Regions from separate parts of the Mus musculus genome. Here region 2 is linked to region 1. A link is a loop called in an ENCODE intact Hi-C map of the cell type or tissue named here. Cell type or tissue: heart. All regions are shown on one strand. Each heading gives the region's core, and the rest is flanking DNA. Links, peaks and the distances in the headings are about the cores only.

Region 1 (10,314 bases), core at 1,449-9,448:
TGCTGAGCCATCTCTCCAGCCCCTTTTTCCTAATTTCTTGACCTGACAGTTTGATTCTTACGTTGGGTAATAAAAACACTTGAAGCCTCTGAGCAGGACCTTCCCATATTCACATCTGACTTGTAGTATTTCACTAGGAAAACTGTCTAGAATACATAAGCACCAGACACAGCTTTGGTTACCCTGGTTTGGAACCTTCTTGCTTAACCATGTATGCTCAGAGGGTATGTGCTCATGTTCCTAGTGTCCAGAGTTTTTATGAATGTCTCAGGAACCTGTGTAGAGAGTAACGTATTTTCTGAATTCAAGATTAAATATTGAGGGGTTGGGAATTCAGCTCAGTGGTAGAGACAGCCTGGTCTACAGAGTTCTAGGACAGGCAGAGAAACCCTGCCTCAACAAAATAAAGCAAAAAGGGGGTAGGGGGCTGGAGAGATGGCTCAATGGTTAAGAGCACTGGCCGCTCTTCCAGAGGACCTGAGTTCAATTCCCGGCACCCATGTAGCAGCTCACAACCATCTGTAACTCCAGATCTAGGGGATCTGCACCCTCACACAGACATACATGCAGGCTAAACACGTATGTGCAGAAAAAAAAAAAATCTCTTTTAAAAACTGAACATTACTTTATGGGCCTGGCCTTGTTGCTCTAGGCCTTTGAACCAAGAACTAAGTCTCTTAGAACTCAGCACTTAAGTTTCAGCAGACATCAAAATATATAGTGTTCCAAGTTGTTCCAGAACTCCTCTAATAAAGCTAGTAATTAGGTGTAGATAAGGTTTGCTACTCAAGCATGAGAACCTGAGCTCAGATCGGCAGGGTGTAACGGGAGGTCTGTGACGGACACCAGCGCTGGAGTATCAGACTCCAAAGGTTTGCCAGCCAGCCAGTCTAGCCGACCTGTGAGCTCACAGGTCAGTACGAGATCCTGTCTCAAGAAATAAGATGGCTTGCAATAGAGGAAGACACTGACACCAACCACGGTGTGCCTGTGAATCCACAGGTACCCTGTCCACCCCAGAAATGCAGACACACATACCCCATCCTCACATACAATCAAATGACTCAACGTTATGTTTGGGCCTACCTCCAACTCTTTTGCTTTTTCCTTTTCTCGGAATTTCTGCTCTAGATCTTGTAAATACTGGCAGTGCTCTGACTGCAGGTCTTCTTGCAGCTTCTTGATGGCCGCCTGGTGTTGAGCCTCCAGGTTCTTCAGGGAAACTAGAAAGCAGCACAGGGGTTGCCTAGTTTATGAAAACTTCAGTAGTAGTTGCTAATCAGCATTTCACAACAAATGCACGATTTACACACAGAATCTTGTGCCCACCATGTTTCAATCCTGGACACCCAGGATTGCCTGACAGGGGGGTGTAACAATGGCCTCAGGAGCCAGCCTATTCCCACAGCGGGAAAGAAGAGGCACGCAGACATAGTCAACTCACAAGAATCACCACTATGTTACCTAACATCTGTGGTCCCAAAAGTGAGCAGCCTCCAAACTCCTTCTGCAGGAGGAATTTAGTAACCGACAGTGCAAGAAGGCTCTATGAACACCCATGCCCTTGTATGTCTGTCCTCAGCAGCTTGCGCTGGAAGCAAAGGCGGGAACAGGCAAGTCTGGTTGCAGACTCTAGCGGGCGCTCAGTGCCCCGTGCCCCAGATATGCTCGCTCTAGGCAAGGGCTCACCTTCAGCCTCATGTTTGGCCTGGAAAATCTTCTCCAATTCAACCTTCTGTTCTGACAATTCCTTCTGAAACTGGCTCTGCAAACCCTCCATCTCCGACTGATGCTTCAACGACAATTCCTGGCGGAGGTTTTCCAAACATAACTCTCTTTCGGATTCCCAATCTTGCTTCAGGGTCTAATTTCAAAGAAAAAGCAGATTGTGGTACAACCCAATCTCTGAAGGACACGGACCACCAAGAATTGACTTCCTCCCAGCACATTCCAGTTCCCTGGACTGACTTTATCTGCATCATGGTGGTGGTGGGGGTGGGGGATCTCCGTGGGATGTGAATGTAAAATGGAGTGAGTGCAGAACTATATTTCCAACCAACCACACACCTCGATCGTCTGGGCGTTTTTCTCCATTTCTGACCGTAACTTCTCCTTCAGCTCAGCTGCAAGACAAAATGTAAGTCGGTCAGATCACAGGATCTAAGCTTTCAACACAATCTCGTTACCCAGGAAACAATGGAGCTCAAGTACCCACTGTCCACTTGTGGGAAGTTGCCAATGCACACAGGACGACAAGACAGCCAAACGATGGCCAGTTTAAGTTAAGAAACGTACTCACATCAAAAGAAAGAATATTGAGATTTCCAGGCTCTCAGGTTCTCCTAAGAGCACAGCTCAAGATCAGCTGCTGGGGTCCCAACACCTCCAAACCTACGTGAACTTTCAGACAAGAGAACTGCAGTGCACTTTAGTTCATGTGCCCACTGGGCCAGGGCCAAGATAAGCTACTTAATATTAAGACACAAGAAACTGTCCTACGGTACAAGAGCTCCCAACTCAAGCAGGGAGAAGGGCAAGAAGATGGGTTCCAGCAGGACTTCCCAGGATGGAAAGGTCAACAGAGGGTAGGACTGAAGAAGCAAGCAATGGCAGGAGGCAGGAGGCAGGCAAGGCAGCAGCAGACAAGTCGAAAGGTAGCTGAAAGGCTGGGATCCATCATTAACGAGCCATGTACTACATCCCAGGGCACAAGAGAGCCCTTTGCTTTCTTTCCCTAGGGCTGCAGCCTAACCAGGGGCCCCAGGGAAGGGGGCCTCTGCAAGTGGAATGGGAAGCATAGAAGACTAAAGAGAGAGAGAGCTTATATTGGACAAGAAAAGAAAACAAAAACATGTATTTATTTGATTTCAAAGTACCAAAAGACACATAGAAAGCACTGGGAAAAGAAACCTGGTCTTTCTCACTGAGGGGAGAGCCAGGCAAGGGAGAAGGCTTTCTCCAGCAGAGAAAGATGCATCTGGGGCCTGCCGGTGGACTCTTTAACCCCAGCACTTATAGGAGGTAGAGGCAGATGGATCTCTATGAGTTCGAGGCCAGCCTAGTCAATATAGAGAGTTCCAGAACAGCCAGTGCTGTTACACAGAGGAACCCTGGGGTGTGATGGGGGGAGAGCAGTGGTGACACCCACCTTTAATCCCAGCACCCACTGGGAGGCAGAGTCAGGTGGATCTCTGTGAATTGGAGGCCAGCCTACAACCAGGGCTATACAAACAAACCCTGTCTCAAAAAGCCAAAAGGAAAAGAGAGAGAGAGACAGACAGACAGACAGACAGACAGACTTGTCACAGGGATGTTGGTTGGGAAGACAAGTAGAAAAGCAAGCCCTTTGGGGCTGACGAGATGGCTCAGCTGGTAAGAGCACTGACTGCTCTTCCAAAGGTCAAGTTCAAATCCCAGCAACCACATGGTGGCTCACAACCACCCATAATGAGGTTGACACCCTCTTCTGGTGTGTCTGAAGACAGCTACAGTGAATTTACATATAACAATAAATAAATCTTTTAAAAAAAAAGAAAAAGAAAAAGAAAAGCAAGGCCTCTTCCCAAGTAATGAATGTCCTCAGTGTCCGCTATGGAGCTACCTAGAGAACTTAAGTCTACCAAACTATGCTGCTTATACACAGAGACTATGTGACAGGGGAATTGCTTCTCAATAAAGCTGATACTTATATAACAGAAAATGCTGGGCTAAGGAGATGGCTCTCAACAGTTCGATGGCTCCAGAACTTCTAGACAACCTGGGTACAACCCCAGGACCCACATGGTAGCAGAACCATCTGTAACTGCAGCTCTGGAGGGACAATGCCATCTTCTGACCACCACAGGCACTAGACATAGATACAGACAAAACACCAATACTTAGAAAATACTAACTACCTAAGTAAAAGCAGACGGTCCACCAAGGCTGCTCTATGGACAGCTGGCAGAAGTCTAAGAAGGTATTGGATCTAGCACGCAGACCTGCAATATGACCATATCTAAGATGAATAAATAGCCAGGCCAACTCAAGAACTGTCCAGCCAGCAACATAGGCCCAGTCAAGTTTGCTTGTACTTGCAGAGGGGGCAAAGCTGGAACACTAGTAAGGACTTGCCAACAGAGAGAACCCAGTGGATGGCTTCCTTCCCTCGCAGAAGGCCCACTGGATGGCTCACCTCCCTCTGAGGAACAGAAGAACAAAAAAGCAAAACATGTACTTAAGTAAAAGTGATTTGGAAAATCAGCAGGCTGCTTCAAGTTGTGCGTGTGTGTGTGTGTGTGTGTGTGTGTGTGTATGTGTGTGTGTGCTAATGTGTGTGTATGTGTGTGTGTGCTAATGTGTGTGTGTGTGTGTGTGTGTATGTGTGCGTGCGTGCATGCGCATGGTGTGATTGGGAGTAGGGGGAAGAGGTCTGGAAAGATGACTCAGCTGTTAAAGGCTAAGCAACAACCAGAAAAGAACAGGTGGGAACACAAGCACACGGTCCGCGGCCTGTCTTTGCTTGGTACCTGCTTCTTGCCCGCTGCGGAGCGCCATCTCTTCCTTCTCGCGGGCGTGCTGCTCTCGCAGCAGCTCCAGTTCGCACTGCTGCCGACTTTGCAGCAGGGCCAGCTCCTGTGCCCGCCGGCCATTGAGCATTTCCCGAAGCTCCGTCAACGCTGTCTCCTTTTCCTTCTGCAGGTTGGCCTGCGTCAGCTCCAGCTGCGCTGTGTGCATGTTGTTCAGGCTCAAGCGCAGCGCTTCTAGCTCCAGGCTGTGGGCTGTCTGCAGGCAGAGAGGAGCCAGGCCTGATGAGACCCAGGTCAGAAACCAGGATGGCAAGGGCAACGCCAAGCAGAAATTGCAAAAGAATGAGGGAGAGAAAGGTGCTTGTAACTTAAGAGGGTGCCACCCCGTCTCTATGCTGGCATGTAATTGACAGCAAGGGGGTAGGTACAACCCCAGCTCTATGCTGCCGCATGACTGACAGCACACACACGATAGCCATGGCAGACTCCCAGCCCCACATGTCCACATGTGACCCTCCATTTGCTTGGGGAATGGACTCACAGAGAGAAGGCGGAAGTATCAAGGCAAAGGAGGAGATGGCAAGCCACCGCCCCGACCTGTCTACTTTGGAATGAGTCTCTCTCACCTGCCCCCCAGCAACTTAGGACCCACTGTGCCCTGGTAAAATTGGTAGAGCACTGGTTAAGACCCTGTGAAGGCTGAGAGCCCTGCCAATCACCTGGGGTGGCGGTGGCTGTGTCTGCTGCTGTCCCTGCAGGTCAGTCACATCCAGTTCACAGTCTTCTTGTTCCTAGAAGGAAAGCAAAGGATGTAGCCTAGAGAATTCCCAAATACTTCAGTCGACATTTGCTCGAATCTGTTGACGTGGAAAGCGGACTTCATTACAATGAAATGTAACAGAGGGAAATACTAATACACACTACAATACAGGCAAACTGTGAGAACATGGTACGTGAAAGACAGAAATCTAGGGAAAGACAGGAGGATCCTGAGTTCAAGGCCACCCTGAGCTGCATAGTTTGGACCAGGAGAGGGTAGAAAGCTAGACTCAATCTTTAAATTAAAAAGAAAGTGGAGCACAGGGCCACACTTGTAATCCTAGCACCCTAGCTGAGGCAGGAGAGTTGTAACCTCAAGGCCTACCTGGTCTATCACAAGTTCAAAGCCGGCCTGGGTAACAGCAAAGTCCTGACTCAGTATTAAAGTAAAAAGAGGAGCCAGGAGGGCCAGCACCACTGACAGCTTGGTGGGGAAGAGTGCCTATCCCAGGAACCTATGGGAAAAGCTAAAGGTAGCAGCTCATGTCTGGGATCCCAACAACTCCCCAGGCAAGGCGGGAGGCAGTGACTGGAGAGTCTGCTGTAAACTCACATCTATAGCACTGCAGCAGAAATAAGAGACTATCTCACAAAGAGGGTGAGAGGAAAGAAGTGACCCCTGAAAAGTTGTCCTCTGACCTTCACACTCTGAGTCATGACACACATGTGCCCCCCCACCCCCCGCCCCGTGCCACTCCCTTTCTTGCTGTGTGTGTGTGTGTATGTGTGTGTGTTTGCTGTGAAGCCAAGGCTGGCTGTCCTTGGAACTCATTCTGTAGATAACCAGTTCTCAACATGTGGGTTGTGCTCCCTTTGGGGGTCAAATGACCCTTTCACAGGAGTCCCATAGCAGATATCCTGCATATCAGATATTTACATTACAACTCATAACAGTAGCAAAATTATAGCTATGAAGCAGCAATGAAATAACTGCATGGTTGGGATCGGCACAGCACGAGAAACTGTATTCAAGGATCCCAGCATTCGGAAGGCAGAGAACCACGGCTGTTTACCAAGCTGACCTTGAATTTAAAAAGATCCACCTTCCTATGCCTTAGAAATACAAGGATTAAAGGTGTGTGCTGCCGCCTGGCAAAGAAAAAGATTTTAGATATTCCCAAGGAAAAAGAATAACCACAAAGAGGTTTTTATTAAAGAAAGCCAACTAGAAAGGAACCAGATGGGATGGGGATGGGGCCCGAGATCCTAAAATGAAAAGCATAATAAATCAAGTTACAAAATGGTGACTAGAAGCCCGGCGTGGTGGCACATGCCTTTAATCCCAGCACTCGGGAGGCAGAGGCAGGCGAATTTCTGAGTTCGAGGCCAGCCTGGTCTTCCAGGACAGCCAGGGCTATAGAGAAACCCTGTCTCAAAAAACCAGAAAAAAAAAAAAAAAAAAAAAAACTATCTGCAGTTGGCCAAGTCACAGCCCTGCCAGAGCACGAGGCAAATCACAGTCAGCTACTGCAGACAATCTGAAGCAGCCCCGTATCCCACACTTGGGATTAAAATCAAAACATTCTTACAACATTTCTGTGTTTATAATGAAACCAAAATTCTCACTACAACTATACATTATGAGCTTCTCCTCAGAGAGCCTGAGGAGACACACAAAACAGCAGCACAGCCAGCCAGCTAAGCAGGGGCCGGTTGGCATGGCCTCTCGTTTCTCGACCACTGAGAGATGCTAAGGGGAAATTACAGTGAATGGCAGCTAACAGCCAAGCCAGGCCCACAGAACACAGAGCAGAGAAGGTAAGCCGGGCACAAGCATGCACCCCTAGAGAGCTCCAGCTTGCCAGAACACAAGGAGGCAGGCACCAAAGTAACGTCCGGCATCTTTCAAGAGAAACAAAATCCCGAATTTGCAGGTAGATCTCCCATCTGGTACACTGACAACGATCATATTTTCTTCTCAGATAGGGTAGTCAAGACATACCATTACTTTCAGTGAAATTTTGCCCTTGAAATTCTTTTCTGGTTAAGATAAATTTCAGTTTCCTGACCACAGCTGCACATATCAAGGGCCCTCAAGATTTCAAGGCCTTATTTACAATCCGCACAAGAGTTCCGGGAAAGTCCAATTAGGAGTAGTCTACAGGGCTGGAGAAATGGCTCAGTGGTTAAGAGCACTGACTGCTCTTCTAGAGGTCCCGAGTTCAATTCCCAGCAACCCAGGCTCACAGGGATCCGATGCTCTTTTCTACTGTGTCTGAAGAGAGTGACAGTGTACTCATATATAAGATAAGCAAGAAAGTCATTTAAAAAAAAAAGAGTAGTCTGCAGGGTCAGGAAGGTGAGGGAGTCACTGGTGGGGCACAGGGGGTGGGGTGCTCCCACTATTCATAGAACTAAGCAGCCAGAGACCAGCTCTTTCCAACACACACAGTTTTTGCCACACCTTCTCCCTTCCCCAATCACACCGGTGCATTCAAAAGCAGACGAAGGAATGTCAAACAGAATGCACCACACCCACAGCACTCTCAGTCCCCTTACCAAAGCACCAAACTGACATTCCTCTTTTACACAACTGCCCGGAAACTCTTCAAACATCATATTAAAGAAAAAACCCCAGGCTTGTGGATAAAGCAGCTGCCACACAAACCAAGCAAGCATCTTAGGTTCAATTCCCAGAAGTTACACAATGGTGGAAGGAGAGGACTTTCTCCACAAAGTCATCAAAGTCCACAGGAGCGCCAGGACACACACAGTAAGAAACAAAGTCAGCTGTAAGGAGGAGCCATCTATTCACGGGAAACCCATCTACTCACCTTTTAAAACGAAAATCCCTCTCTCCCCGTTTTTTGAAAGGCGAAATCAGAAGGTCCCTTTTAGTACATTACTACGGCAACAAAAAGCTAGACAACACGTTAATGTAATGATACGGAAGTCTACCTGAGCTGCAGATGCCCCTCTGGTCCCCTCCAGGGTGTTGCTGCATGATGGGCTTTCAAAGACCGCCCCTCCTTGGGGGAGCTCGCTGTTGGGAGTGGCTACCGAACCCTCCTCCTGGACAGACGCATGGACAGCCGAACCCTTCCTCTTCGCCGTCTTTTTCTTCGAATTCGGACAGTCACCTTTTGTTTTTCTCTGTCGGAAGTTAGCAAGCTGCGGAAAAATTGAGAGCAGTAGTAGAAGCAGAGGTAAACCAGGAAGAAGTAACAAAACCACAAGGTCACCACACTTGTGGGGAGCATGAGGTCCGCGCTAGCGCCAACCACTCAGCCGCACGGGGGCGAGCGACCGCTTTCCCAGAAAACACTGCCTTCACTGACATCGATGCCCTTGGCATGAAGCTCAAAAATGACACGGAGTCTACAAATGGCTATTAATGATGCCTACAAGCAGGCAAAAAGAAAGCAATATGGCTGGGTGAAAGATTGGCTGTTCTAAGCCTTGGATAGTTTACAACAGATTTAAAATGCATCGATTTAACACACTGAGAGCTTAATTAAGTCTATATTCAAGTCTTAAAACTATGACATGAAGCTAGATCATCCCCTTCTTGCCCCCATTCGTCCCTAATGGAAGCAATCCATCGCCCAGCCAAAACTTCTTAGCCATAGACTCTGAGACGAGGTACAGAAATAGCAAAAACTTAATTAAGCCAGGTCAATCTAGCATCTTCCTTTGCAGAATCTTGATGCTCTACTTCTGACACAGCGCAGCAAAGCACTAGGGAGCATCCCAGAATGTTGCCTGCCAGTCAGAGGCACAGCGTAGCTCCTTTCTGTCCCTCAGATACAAGGCTTTTTGACTGTATTCACACACAATCTCCTCCTCGTACCCTATTCAAAAAGGCAAGCGCTGGTGTGCCAACGTCTCACTGGGGTGGGGTGGGGGGACATCTATTCCCTCAAATCACAACCAAGGCCACCCAAGCAGATGTGCCCCTGTTGATGAAAAGAGAAACGCACAGTTTCGTTGGCGGAGGAAATTAACAAGGCCACTTATCTGTGGGAAGAGAAATTTGAAGGGCACTGCCTACAGTACCAACTCTGTTCTAATCTCTTGCCTTCTCCACTGAATGCAACTGTCTGCCTCAGAGCTCGCCCTCTGCAGCATGTACTTGGTCTCTGGCCATGAACCTTCAATGAGTGGCCTTCTGGTTCGTCTCATTAGCCTCCATCTCCCTAAGGATATCTAATTGGGTTCACAAACCCACCCAAGTACAGACACCAGTTCCCCTGGTGAAGTACTAAACTTCACATGCCCTCATTTCTCAAAGTGTCTATCTACATGTGCCCAGCTTATACCCCATAAGGGCCACAATGGCTTCTGGCCGGCACCTGTAATCTGACATTGCTGTGCTCTCATTTCCTCTGTGTATTTTGCATGTTTTTTCGAAGTGGGTGCAGGGTGATAGTGGTGGTGGGGTTGTTGACACAAATGAAGAATTGCTGTTACTAGGCGAACCACAAAATCAACACAGCCCTTTCATGAAGGCTATAGCTATACTGTCCTGACAGTACAGGGTAGGGACACAGCCTCTGGTTCCACAGCCATGATAGCTGGCCAGAGATCCACTTCCAAAATGTTCGCACCTTCTCTTCCTCTGAATCCCCATCACCTTTCAAATAACTATCTTGCCAGGCAGTGGTCGTGCATGCCTTTAATCCCAGCACTTGGGAGGCAGAGGCAGGAGGATTTCTGAGTTCGAGGCCTGCCTGGTCTACCAAGTGAGTTCCAGGACAGCCAGGACTATACAGAGAAACCCTGTCTCGAAAAAAACAAAACAAAACAAAACAAAAAAACAAAACAACTATCTTAACAGCCACAAGTGTTCCCAGGGTAGAGTCTCAAACAAATTCAAAATCTGAGGCAGAAGGAGGTGAGAAGAGGACCCTCGGTAGTATGGCAGTTGTGGGGCCCGGCCAGAGAGCGAACAACGAAATACAACAACAGGACACCACTAGGGAGCAAAGTTCTTGGTTCCCTGGGAAAATAAAGTCTGAAGACGGTCTTTAAAAAGCCTTGGACAGTT
Region 2 (10,314 bases), core at 843-8,842, 93 kb before region 1:
TATATTCATGATGTTTAGCTTTTTAGTTCTTCGTACATTCTAGACATGAGCTCTGTGTTGAGTGACCGGCTAGCTGGCAAAGGTCCCCCCCACCCCCACCCCATTCTGTGGCTGCCTTTGCTGTGTTTTGTGAAGTCCCATTTGTTAACTGTTGGTCTTTTTCTGGGCTACATCACCCGTGCTTAGAAGTGGCTTATTTATTAGGGTTGCACTGCGGTTGTAGAGTGCTTTTGGTAGGACAGTCATCTTCACTATATTCATGCTTCCAATCCATAACCGTGGGCTGCCTCCTTCCCATCTCCGGGTATGTTCTCACCTTTCTTTATCAACTCCAGTTTTTCATTGTAGACTCTTCTTTTAAGCTGGCCATTTTTCCCCTAGGTCCTCATCTGTGGTGTGGCTACTGCGGAGGGGACTGTCTCAGTGATCTGGGTCAGTCATTGGTAATCAAGAAGGCTACTGATTTTTGTATGTTGACTTTGTGCCCCGCCACTTTGATGAGTGTCCTTGTAAGCTCTTAAGGGTTTCTTGGTGGAGTGTCTTTGGGGCTCTTCTCTATAGAGTCATAGCATCTTCTTTTCCTACTTGTATCCCTGTTATTTGCCTCCCTTCCTATATTGTCCTAACTAGACATCAAGCACTACATTGAGCAGTAAGTGGTGAGAGCAGCCTCCCTTACCTGCCCCTTACCTTGTTACAGGAACACTTTGAGTATGATGTTTGCTATAGGTTTGTCATAAACAAACTTCATTATACTGAGGTATGGACCCTCCATCCCTAGTCTCTCTGTGACTTTTATCAAGAAGTATTGATGGATTTTTACAGGTTTTTCTCTATAAATAGAGTGGGTCATGTGATATCTGTCTCTTAGTCCATTAAGGTATCGAATTACATTTATTGATTAATGTACACTGAGCTATCCCTACAGTGCTAGGATAAAGCCAATTTAGACGTGATAAATGGTCTTTTCCCATGTGATGCTGAATTTCATTTGGGAGAACTTTATTGAGGATTCTGTGTCTTTCTTCATCGGGGAGGTAGGTCCCTGATTTCCCTGTTCATGCGACGGCTCTGTGTGGTTTTCGGTGTCAAGGTCATACTGATTTGGTCAGAGTTTGGAAGCTGCCCCTCCTCTTCTACTTCATGGAACACCTTGTGTAGCACTGAGATTGGCTATTTACTGTTCTGGTAGAGTTCTGCAGTCAATCCCCCTGGCCTTGGGCTTTTTCAGTTGGGAGACTGCTTCAAGCTCCTTGCTTGTTATACAGCTGCTCATTATAAGGTTCATTTACCCCATTTCTCTCATGACCATGACCCATAACCAGCCCACCTACTTAGGATGCCCTTCTTGTCACCCAAGCTGTCCACTGCCAATTTATGGCAACCTCCCCAAAGTCCCTCCCTCTCTACCAAGGCAAAGGGGTGGACGGAACACGCCTCTCTTTAGGACAATGGCTCAGGTGTATATAATTGGGTGCCAGTGGGGGATTCTATTGCTTTTGTTCCACTCTGTTCCTTGGTTTTCCTGTATTAAATTTATGTGTGTGAGTGTCTGGCCTGCATGTATGTTTGTGCACCACATGTGTGTCTGGTGCCCACGGAGGTCAGAAGAAGAGTGTGAGATCCTCTGAAACTGGAGGTACCATGTGAACGCTGGAAACTGGACCAGGGTCCTCTGCAGAGAAACCAGTGCTTCTAACTGCAGATGACATGTCTTTTCTAACTGCAGCTGACATGTCGTCTTTGCTGCTATTGCTGCTGCTTTTGGTTCATTTCAACATGTTCAAGTTTCAGGGCTATTAAGATGGCTCACCAAGGGAAAGCGCTGATCAACCAAACTTGATGATCTGAATTCAACCCCCGAAACCCACGGTGGAATGAGAGAACGGTTCCCAAACATCGTCCTCTGACCTCTAAACACAGACTGTGGTACGTGTACATTCATACCCCGCCCCCAACACACACATACAATATTCACAAACATACATATACACACACACACCTACTCTGAGAACCTACTCTGAGAGTCAGCCCTTATCAACATGGTAGATGATAAATACCATGATAATGTTGGGGAATGAGACCATGTTTTATGAACAAAACCAGAAAGGTGCTTCTTCTGTCTAGTCACTGATGACGGACAGCTGAGGGGAGAGCCACAGGATTTTCCAGATTGTCCAGGTAACACCAACTCTCCCCTGCTTGTGTGCAGCTGAGGGAGGAACACTACTTTCTAGACTGCCCAGGTACTATCTCCTTCAGCACTGTTTCCCACGAAGGCAGCCGCTTACCTGTATTGAGTTCTTCCCGTACCTTCCAATGACAAACCCAGGTTGTAAGGAATTCTTCACTTAGAAAAATGTGTGTATTATTAAACTGACATTATTCTAAACCAGCAGTTTTTCTCTCTGCCTTGAATAAGGGGGGGGGGGGGTGGTGGTGGAGAAAGTCCCAGGAAAGAGAGAATCCCATAGTGGCCCATGCCTACAAGCCCAGCATTTGAGAGGCAGAGGCAGCCAGATCTCTGTCTGGTCTACAGAGTGAGTTCCAGAACACCCGGAGCTACCCAGAGAAACCCTGTCATCTCAAAAGAAAAGAAAGAAAAGAAAGAGGGCTGGAGAGACTGTTCAGTGGATAAGAGCACCGACTGCTCTTCCGAAGGTCCTGAGTTCAAATCCCAGCAACCACATGGTGGCTCACAACCACCCGTAATGAGATCTGATGCCCTCTTCTGGTGTGTCTGAAGACAGCTACAGTGTACTTATGAATAATAGTAAATAAATCTTTGGGCCGGAGCAAGCAGGGACTGAGGGAGCAGGGTTGACCGGAGTGAGCAGAGGTCCTAAATACAATTCCACACAATCACACGAAGGCTCACAACCATCTGTACAGCTACAGTGTACTCATACACATAAAAATAAATAAATCTTTAAAAAGAAAGAAAGAAAAGGTCATGATCAAGCTATTCTGTACGCCAAAAAAAAAAAATTAAAGTTAAAAGATACTGAAAGGGCTGGAGAGATGGCTTAGTGGTTAAGAGCACTGACTGCTCTTCCAAAGGTCCTGAGTTCAAATCCCAGCAACCACATGATGGCTCACAACCATCCATAACGAGATCTGACTCTTCTCGAGTGTCTGAAGACAGCTACAGTGTACTTACATATAATGAATAAAAAAAAGATACTGAAATACTCGTTTTAGGACTATGACACAACATATATATATAACACATTCCTTTCGTTCATAAATAAAACACCTTGACTGTTTCAAACCACTTACACACACTGAGCAAACCTTTACAAAGACCTTGAAATGTCAGTAAAACGTTCACCTCCTTTTATGGCTGGCCAAGCCCAAGTTCAGACATGTTATAAATCAGTGGCTTGCCAGGTGACACTTACGAGATGCCAGCCTCTATGTGAGTTCTCCAAAGGTCTGCCTGAAACACAGTCTGTATCACTAGGCATCTCCGAGCCCAACAGGGACAGCTACACATCACAATAATCCCAAGCTCTAGGGTCCAGTGTTAAGGTGTGAAAGTTCTCTGAGAGCAGGGCCAAGGGCAACTCTGCCAATGTAATCATTTAACCTATGTGGCAAAATGAAATGTGCCAGTCTAGCAGAGGGCAAGAAACTATGGTTACTGACTCTGACTCTGGGGTTGCCAGCGCACTCTGCAGTCTCCTGCTATTAACTCTGAACTGTCTGCCCCCTTCCTCCACGTAAGCTGTTTTTTCAGATCCTCACCATGGCACACACCTTATACCCTTTCCTTACATAAACCCCATGTATGTCTAAAACAGTATCAGTATAAGTAGATTTGATTAACTTAAGAGCTACTTCTATCGCTGACATACTTCAGTCCTGCCACAAGTTATGAAGTTTTTGCTTTGAGGAAATAATTTAATTAACTGTAAACTCGTAGCGAGCATTAAAAGCTATATAACCCTACGGAACTGAAATAACCGATATTCTGGAGCCGTAATGAGGAGCAATCTGCAACAACATATTTGATATGCAAAAGCCAAACTACAACTATGCGATTTCCCCTGGGGAGTCATATCAAATCCAGTACAATAGACCTTTTTTCTCAGAATCATTCCCAACCACGCCTCCAAAGAGAATCAAGGATTTTCAAAACGGAGCTGGAGAGATGGCTCAGTGGTTAAGCGCACTGGCCGTTCTTCCAGAAGACCTGGGTTCAAGTCACAGCACCAACATGAATCTAGGACCCAATTCTGGCCTCCAGGGAACACCAGGCACGCATAAGATATACAGACAAACATGCAGGGGAAATGCATATATTTAAAAAGAAAAAGAGAATTCTCAAAAACTCACTAAACCTACCACAGCAAAGCTTAACAATCTAAATGGGGTGGGGTGGGGGGGTGATGGATTCTAACAAGTTCTAATTGCATTTAAGTCTCAAAAGCAGAGTTAACAAGCACAGATGCTTTTCCACCAGGGTTGGAGGTCAGTTTATGGAGAACAGAACTCTTTTCCCAGGCGTCCAAATTGAGGGCGCCACTCCCATCTCTGGAGTTCTATTATTTCCCTAGTCTGTTTCTAACAACCACTTATTTGACTTTTTAACTTTTTAAAAATCCTCACCTAGAGAGGGCTGTCGGGTTGGCCCGGCGAGCACTTGCCCTCTAATCTGACAACCTGAGTTCATTCCCAGAACTCACAAGGTGGAAGGAGAGCACCAGCTCCCAGCTCCGTGCAAGCTGACCTCTGACCTCCCCACGCAGGCACCGTGACCCTTGCCTGTCCCCCACCTCCTCCCCCAGTGTAATTGTATCAAAATTCCGTAAAGGAATAAACCTTTTAAGTGTTAAACACGTTTTACATGTTTATAGGTTAATGCACTTCAGCCTCATAATCCACAAGGCGCAAGTGTACTTTTGCTTCGTTTTCTAGATGAGGAAACTGAGGCTCACGAGGCAGTCTGAGGTTCCAGGGGTGGGGCTCGGCTTCTGCATCCCGGGCTTCCTGCTGGCCGACAGGCTGCAGGGCACACGCTGGAAGCCCGGACCTGGACCGTGGCCTTGACGGTCGGGCAGCAAGAGTGCGCCTAGGCCCACCTCCCAAGCCAGTCCCTCCCGGTGTCCTTCGGAGGCCGGGCACCCGCCAGTCTGCAGAAGCTGGCGGGCTCTCCGGCGAGCGGCCCAGACAGGGATGCCGAGGAGAGGCCGGCGGGGATCCCGTATGAGGGTACCCGCAGGTTCCGGGGGTGACGCTCCCGGAGGTCCCTGGGCGGGGTCTCGGGCGAGGGTCCCTGGCGGGGTGGGGGGTGGGGGGAACCCGCGGCTCACCTTCGGACAGCTCCAGCTCCAGCTCCGCCAGGCTCTCGAGCACCTCGGCGGGCAGCGGCGCCGCCTCCAGAGGGCATCCGCGGTCGGCCATGGCCGGTGGCTCAGGCGTTCCCCCAACCGGGGCCTGCAGACCCGCAGCGGCCGCCCGCAGCCGGCAGCGGGCGGGGCGCGGCCGGGGCTGCTTCGCAGGGGCGCGGGCACGGGCGCGAGCGCGGCTGGCTCCGGCTCCGGGAGCGCGCTGGGGACGCGCGTGCGCGGCTGAGGGGCGGGGCAACGCTTGCGCGGGTACGCCGGGCCGGCCCCGCCCAGCAACTTTAAAGGCTCGGTTCCATTGGCCAATAAGACACGCCGGAGCAGCCCGGAGCTTTACTCCGCTTCGGGGTGCGAGAGGAGCGGCGGGCGGGAGAGCTGGACAGAGGCGCCTCGGGAGACGTGCGACCCCACCGAACGGACTTCAATGTCGCCCAGGTGACCCTCCTCCGGGATCCCCACCTTCTTCTTCCTCAGGAGCCCTGCTGGCACGCTTAATTCTGTCCGCGTTCCTGCTATGGTATCAGCTAACTCTGGCGGGTTTTCTGCCGCCCTTAAAGTGTGTTTGCTTATTCCCTTTCACAATAACCCTGGAAGCACTCTGACATTGACCAAGAAGGAGCTCTGGCAGTGTCTCAGTCCTTGAGATGTCCTTGGGGCATGGAAGCATAGATCTGACATGTTGGAAACCTTAGTGGGATTTTTGAAGGAGCTATTCTCAGAGTGGCGGTATATATACACATATACGTATAAACATGTATATACATACATACATACATACTTACATACATATATATACACACACACACACGCACACACACACAATTTTATTTCTACTACTCATTAGCCACCCTCTTGCCACTGTCTACATATATTAAAAATCCCAGGTAGGCAACAAAAAAGACCATTTTGGAGGCTTTCAGTGAGCCTAATATTACATCCACAAGGAACAGCATAGGAAGGTGTCCCCAACTGATTTTAAAACATCTGATTTGAGCTGACTAATCTGGTTATACAGGCAGGAGGTGTGGTATGCAAACGAGGGACTATTTATTTCCGCAGGTCACAGGTTTATATAGGAAGCAGTCACAAGCTTTGCATGAAAGCTGGTCAACACTTCTCACGTTTCTCTGATCAATGGTTTCTTCTAAGGAAGTGTTCCCTGTCCTCTTGAATGAATAATAGCTGCCGAAAGTTTACTGGTCGAGAAAAAAAAAAGCATCTGGGCTTCGCCTTTCGAGGCGGGTGCACTGTCTGGAGTGGGTGTGGCCAGAGCAAGGTTTCCTGGACCAGGTCTCCTGGATTCAATTGTAGTAGATTAGCTTGCTGCTGGAGTATTTTCACATTGACTGTAAAGTACGGAAAACAGCCAGACTTGAAGGCATTCCAGCAGGTTGCTGGGGAAGGAGCTGCTTAGCTGACAGTCCCTCACTCTAGGCTGCCAGGAATCAGGAAGGGAATGATGTCCTTGTCCTTCAAAGAGCTGAATTTTTATTTATTGACGTCGGAACAAAAAAGTGTTTACAATAAAGACTTAAAAATTCAACACAAAACGTTTTAAGCAGCATTTAACAACACTTTAGAGCATTTAACATTTGTTAAGGTTTATTTTATGTGTGGGTGTTTTGCAGGCAAGTGTGTACCTGTGCACCACATGCATGCAGTACCAAAGAATTCCAGAGAGGGCGCCAGATGTCCTTCAACTGTAAGACTGCCCTTAGCCACCATACTTCATACTACAAAAAAACCCAGAAGTTTCTTCAAAAGCAACAAGCACTCTTAACTGGTGAACTGTCTCTCCAGTCCCCCATTTATCTATTTTTTAAGCATTTAGCCACTGGCTCTAGGGAGCGTTGGATCCTTCTGTCTTTCTCCACAGCTCAACAAGCTGAACAGGGGTATAAACCCTGCATGTTGACCCAGTGAAACAAAATACCTAGCAGGTAAAATGGAACTTCTTAGTAAGAAACAGTGGTCAGCTAATGGCAAACTACAGTCGATCAAGAGCCAAACCCTATGAAATTGCATGAAAAAAAAAAAAAAAAAGTCACCTGCAGCGGTATAATTAGGCCAGGAAGGAAGATCCCAAGTAACTCCAAACAGTAAAATGTGTAAATGAAACAACTCTCTGTAACCATTGGGTCTTCTCTATGGTTGCCACAATTCCCTAATAATGACCTGGGGACTTATTATGAATTAATGCAAGTCCTTAAGCTAGGCTTGTTCCCCAACTGGCTCGTACTCAATTATCCTGTATAGACTATTCTTTATCTACACATGGCTAATTACCCTCCTCGGGTTTATACATCCTACTTCCTCCAAGTCTGCAGTGAATCTCCCGCCTCTCCCAGAGTTCTACTCTCTCTACCAGGAACTCCCACTTCCTGCCTTTTCCGAATAGGCCATCAGCTCTTTATTGACCGGTGATGCTTCCACACAGTGCACAAGAGATTACCCCTACAATTCTCTAAAACCAAATCTGGAGCCTTGTTTAAAAAGCTGGGCCTGTGACATCTGGCTTGGAGGTGCCCATGTATCTATTTTCAAAGATTTTGACCCCCTTAAACTGCCTGGAAAATTTTGCCTGTCCACAGACTAGGGTCCTAATTAAACCTAGCATGCCTCCTCTTCCACTTGGCAGAAGCTAGAACCAACCAAGAGACACACCCATGAATGAGTCTGTGAGGGCATTTTCAGGAGAGGAAACTTTCTCCAGAGTGGGCTCTGCCTTATAGTAGTATCTCTGGCAAAAAGAGATGAATAAGCAGGGCATGGTGGCACATGCCTTTAATCCCAGCACTCGGGAGGCAGAGGCAGGTGGATTTCTGAGTTCGAGGCCAGCCTGGTCCACAAAGTGAGTTCCAGGACAGCCAGAGCTATACAGAGAAACCCTGTCTTGAAAAACTGAAAAAAAAAAGAGAGAGAGAGAGAGAGAGATGAAAAAAAGAGATGAATAAAATCAGCTTTGCCTGCCGGCCGGCCTGCCTACCTACATTCTTGCTGGTGACTGCATGTAGCTGTTGCTGCTATAGGTCTTATCATTCGTTGACATCAGAACCTAGGTCCTTCTTCCAAAATGGACTAACGACCAGCGACTGGCCAGGAATCCTCTGAGCCTTTAGCACCAGATGAGGAATCACAGAGACATCCAGTTTCTCGGACTGAGCAGCCATTGGCTCTCGGTCTCCCTGCCGGATAGCCAGTTTGGCTGCCCAAGTAATTGTGTTGTATATTCAATGCTAGTAAATCCCTTTTCATTTACAGTCTATTAGGTCTGTACCTCTAGATGAACCTCACTAATACCCCACCTGCTGGATACTAGACACAGAATTATGGTTACTTCTGAGCATAATTCAGATAAACATGAGATTAAGAAGGGGTTAGGGCCCTGAATCCCCACCTCTCCCTCCAAAAGGCTGTGTATTCCTTTGCTAGCACAGTGGTAACTGGGAACCGAGCTGGCTCAACAGACAGTTTACCACACCAGAATTCTGGAGGCTCGAAGTCTAAGACAAGGTGTCAGACACGATCGGTTCCATATAGAACTATACAGGATAATCTGTTCTAGAGCTGTCTCCTGGCCTCTAGTGGCTGCTTCTAATCTTTGATGTTTCTCGCCTTATAGATGTCCCACCCCCATCCCTGCCCTCGTGTTCATATGAGGTTCTTATGTGCCAGTGTCTATCAGTGGACACCATTCAAACCTAATATGAGAACATTCTAATTAGCTCACGTTAACTTAATCATCTGTAAAGACCCAATTTCGACTAAGGTCATAGTCATCTGTACTTAAGATAAGGACATCCCTTTGGTGAGGGAACAGTTCAACCTATAAACATAATACACAGCCGACACGTAGACACTGGCAGGAACTGAGGGGGCGACCTGAGGCTGGATTACTCCAGTGCTTAATGAAGCAAGCTAGAATGTCTAACTGGGTAGCAGGGTTCGTGGTCATATGAGGAATCTTTCAAGAATGCCTTCACATCTGAAGAACTGTAGGATCAATCAATCAGTCAGGTGGGTCACATGGAGAAGGGGCTGGAGGCTGGTAATACACGCAGTTGCTTCAGCAAGAGAGAGAAACCCTGGCAAGAATCCAAGCGTTTGCTGTATCCTAGTCATTTTTAGGGTTTAGTGGTAAGGTGTTTTTCTATGGCATCCCAGAAGTAACAAACGTACCACACCTTCCTACCATCAGAAGCAGCAGGAGACATGGCCTGACACTGCCGGTTGTCAGGCCTGACAGCTTCTTCCTGGAAACCTCCACTCGGGTGTAGCAAAGATCTTGGTGTGCCACAGACAAGAATCTTAGGACAGTTGGGTAAGAGAGGAGGTCAATATAGAGGTGCGAGCTTGCTCTTTGTGGCTGGGATACCAAAAAGGGAGACAGCAGAAATTATATCTGTGCTGAAGAGCAACTACTGAGAGCCGAACATCTGGAAGCCACAGCACAGTAGTAAATGTAGTGAAGGGGAGGAAAGTGGAGCCTTAGCAACAGATGCCCCTCAAGTTGGACCTTTAAAACAGGAGAGGAAAAATCCACACTTGGTGTATGAAACCACTACTACATTCAAACCGCGTGAGTCAGAAGGATCTTTAAATCAGGAGGTGAAAGAGCACTGCACAGCCCAGCCTGTAAGACAGTGGGCAGATGGGGTTAGCCTGAATGATATAAAAACAGAGAAATTGGGTGATGTAACTACTAATTGGGTCGTTAGTCCTTGAGACAGATTGTGTGTAGTATGAGAAAAGAAGAGAGAGATCCTGATGGCTCAGCCCAAACAGGCCACTAGAGACACTCACTTATCATCTGAGGTCCCCATGGATATCAGGAACTGGAAGACAGTAGAGAGGGGGCGGGCATTATGGAGGGAACTGAGAAAGAAGAGATGTTCTATCTGAAGTCAGCTCACTGGGCCTGAGAGGACTGGGCTCACAGGAAAGGAGGAAGTTAGTCCAGGAGGTA

The links. Peaks named below come from ENCODE experiments on the same cell type or tissue, not always from the same donor. Only the 100,000 strongest peaks of a DNase experiment are listed, where the experiment ranks them.
Region 2: a loop joins it to region 1, with 2.1 times the contacts of the local background. A loop is called at or near these places in 1 of 42 quality-filtered maps.

Annotation. Positions count from the first base shown.
Region 1 is chr10:76,431,918-76,442,231 of GRCm38, forward strand. It overlaps Pcnt (pericentrin (kendrin)), which reads right to left. Exons shown (of 42, transcript NM_008787.3): 2 at 8,226-8,438; 3 at 5,228-5,299; 4 at 4,509-4,764; 5 at 2,068-2,123; 6 at 1,690-1,864; 7 at 1,087-1,223. Among named protein-coding and RNA genes, the nearest start is that of Pcnt, 5.8 kb to the right of the region's middle. In heart, for the core only: no CTCF peak of the experiment used is centred there; no DNase peak of the experiment used is centred there; H3K4me3 peaks cover 38 bases.
Region 2 is chr10:76,339,792-76,350,105 of GRCm38, forward strand. It overlaps Dip2a (disco interacting protein 2 homolog A), which reads right to left and starts at 5,500. Exons shown (of 38, transcript NM_001081419.2): 1 at 5,316-5,500. The coding sequence starts at 5,406. Gm40699 (a long non-coding RNA gene) reads left to right here and starts at 5,504. Exons shown (of 2, transcript XR_871838.2): 1 at 5,504-5,783; 2 at 6,977-7,466. In heart, for the core only: a CTCF peak has its summit at 7,013; a DNase peak (open chromatin) is centred at 5,590; H3K4me3 peaks cover 3,139 bases; H3K27ac peaks cover 2,061 bases.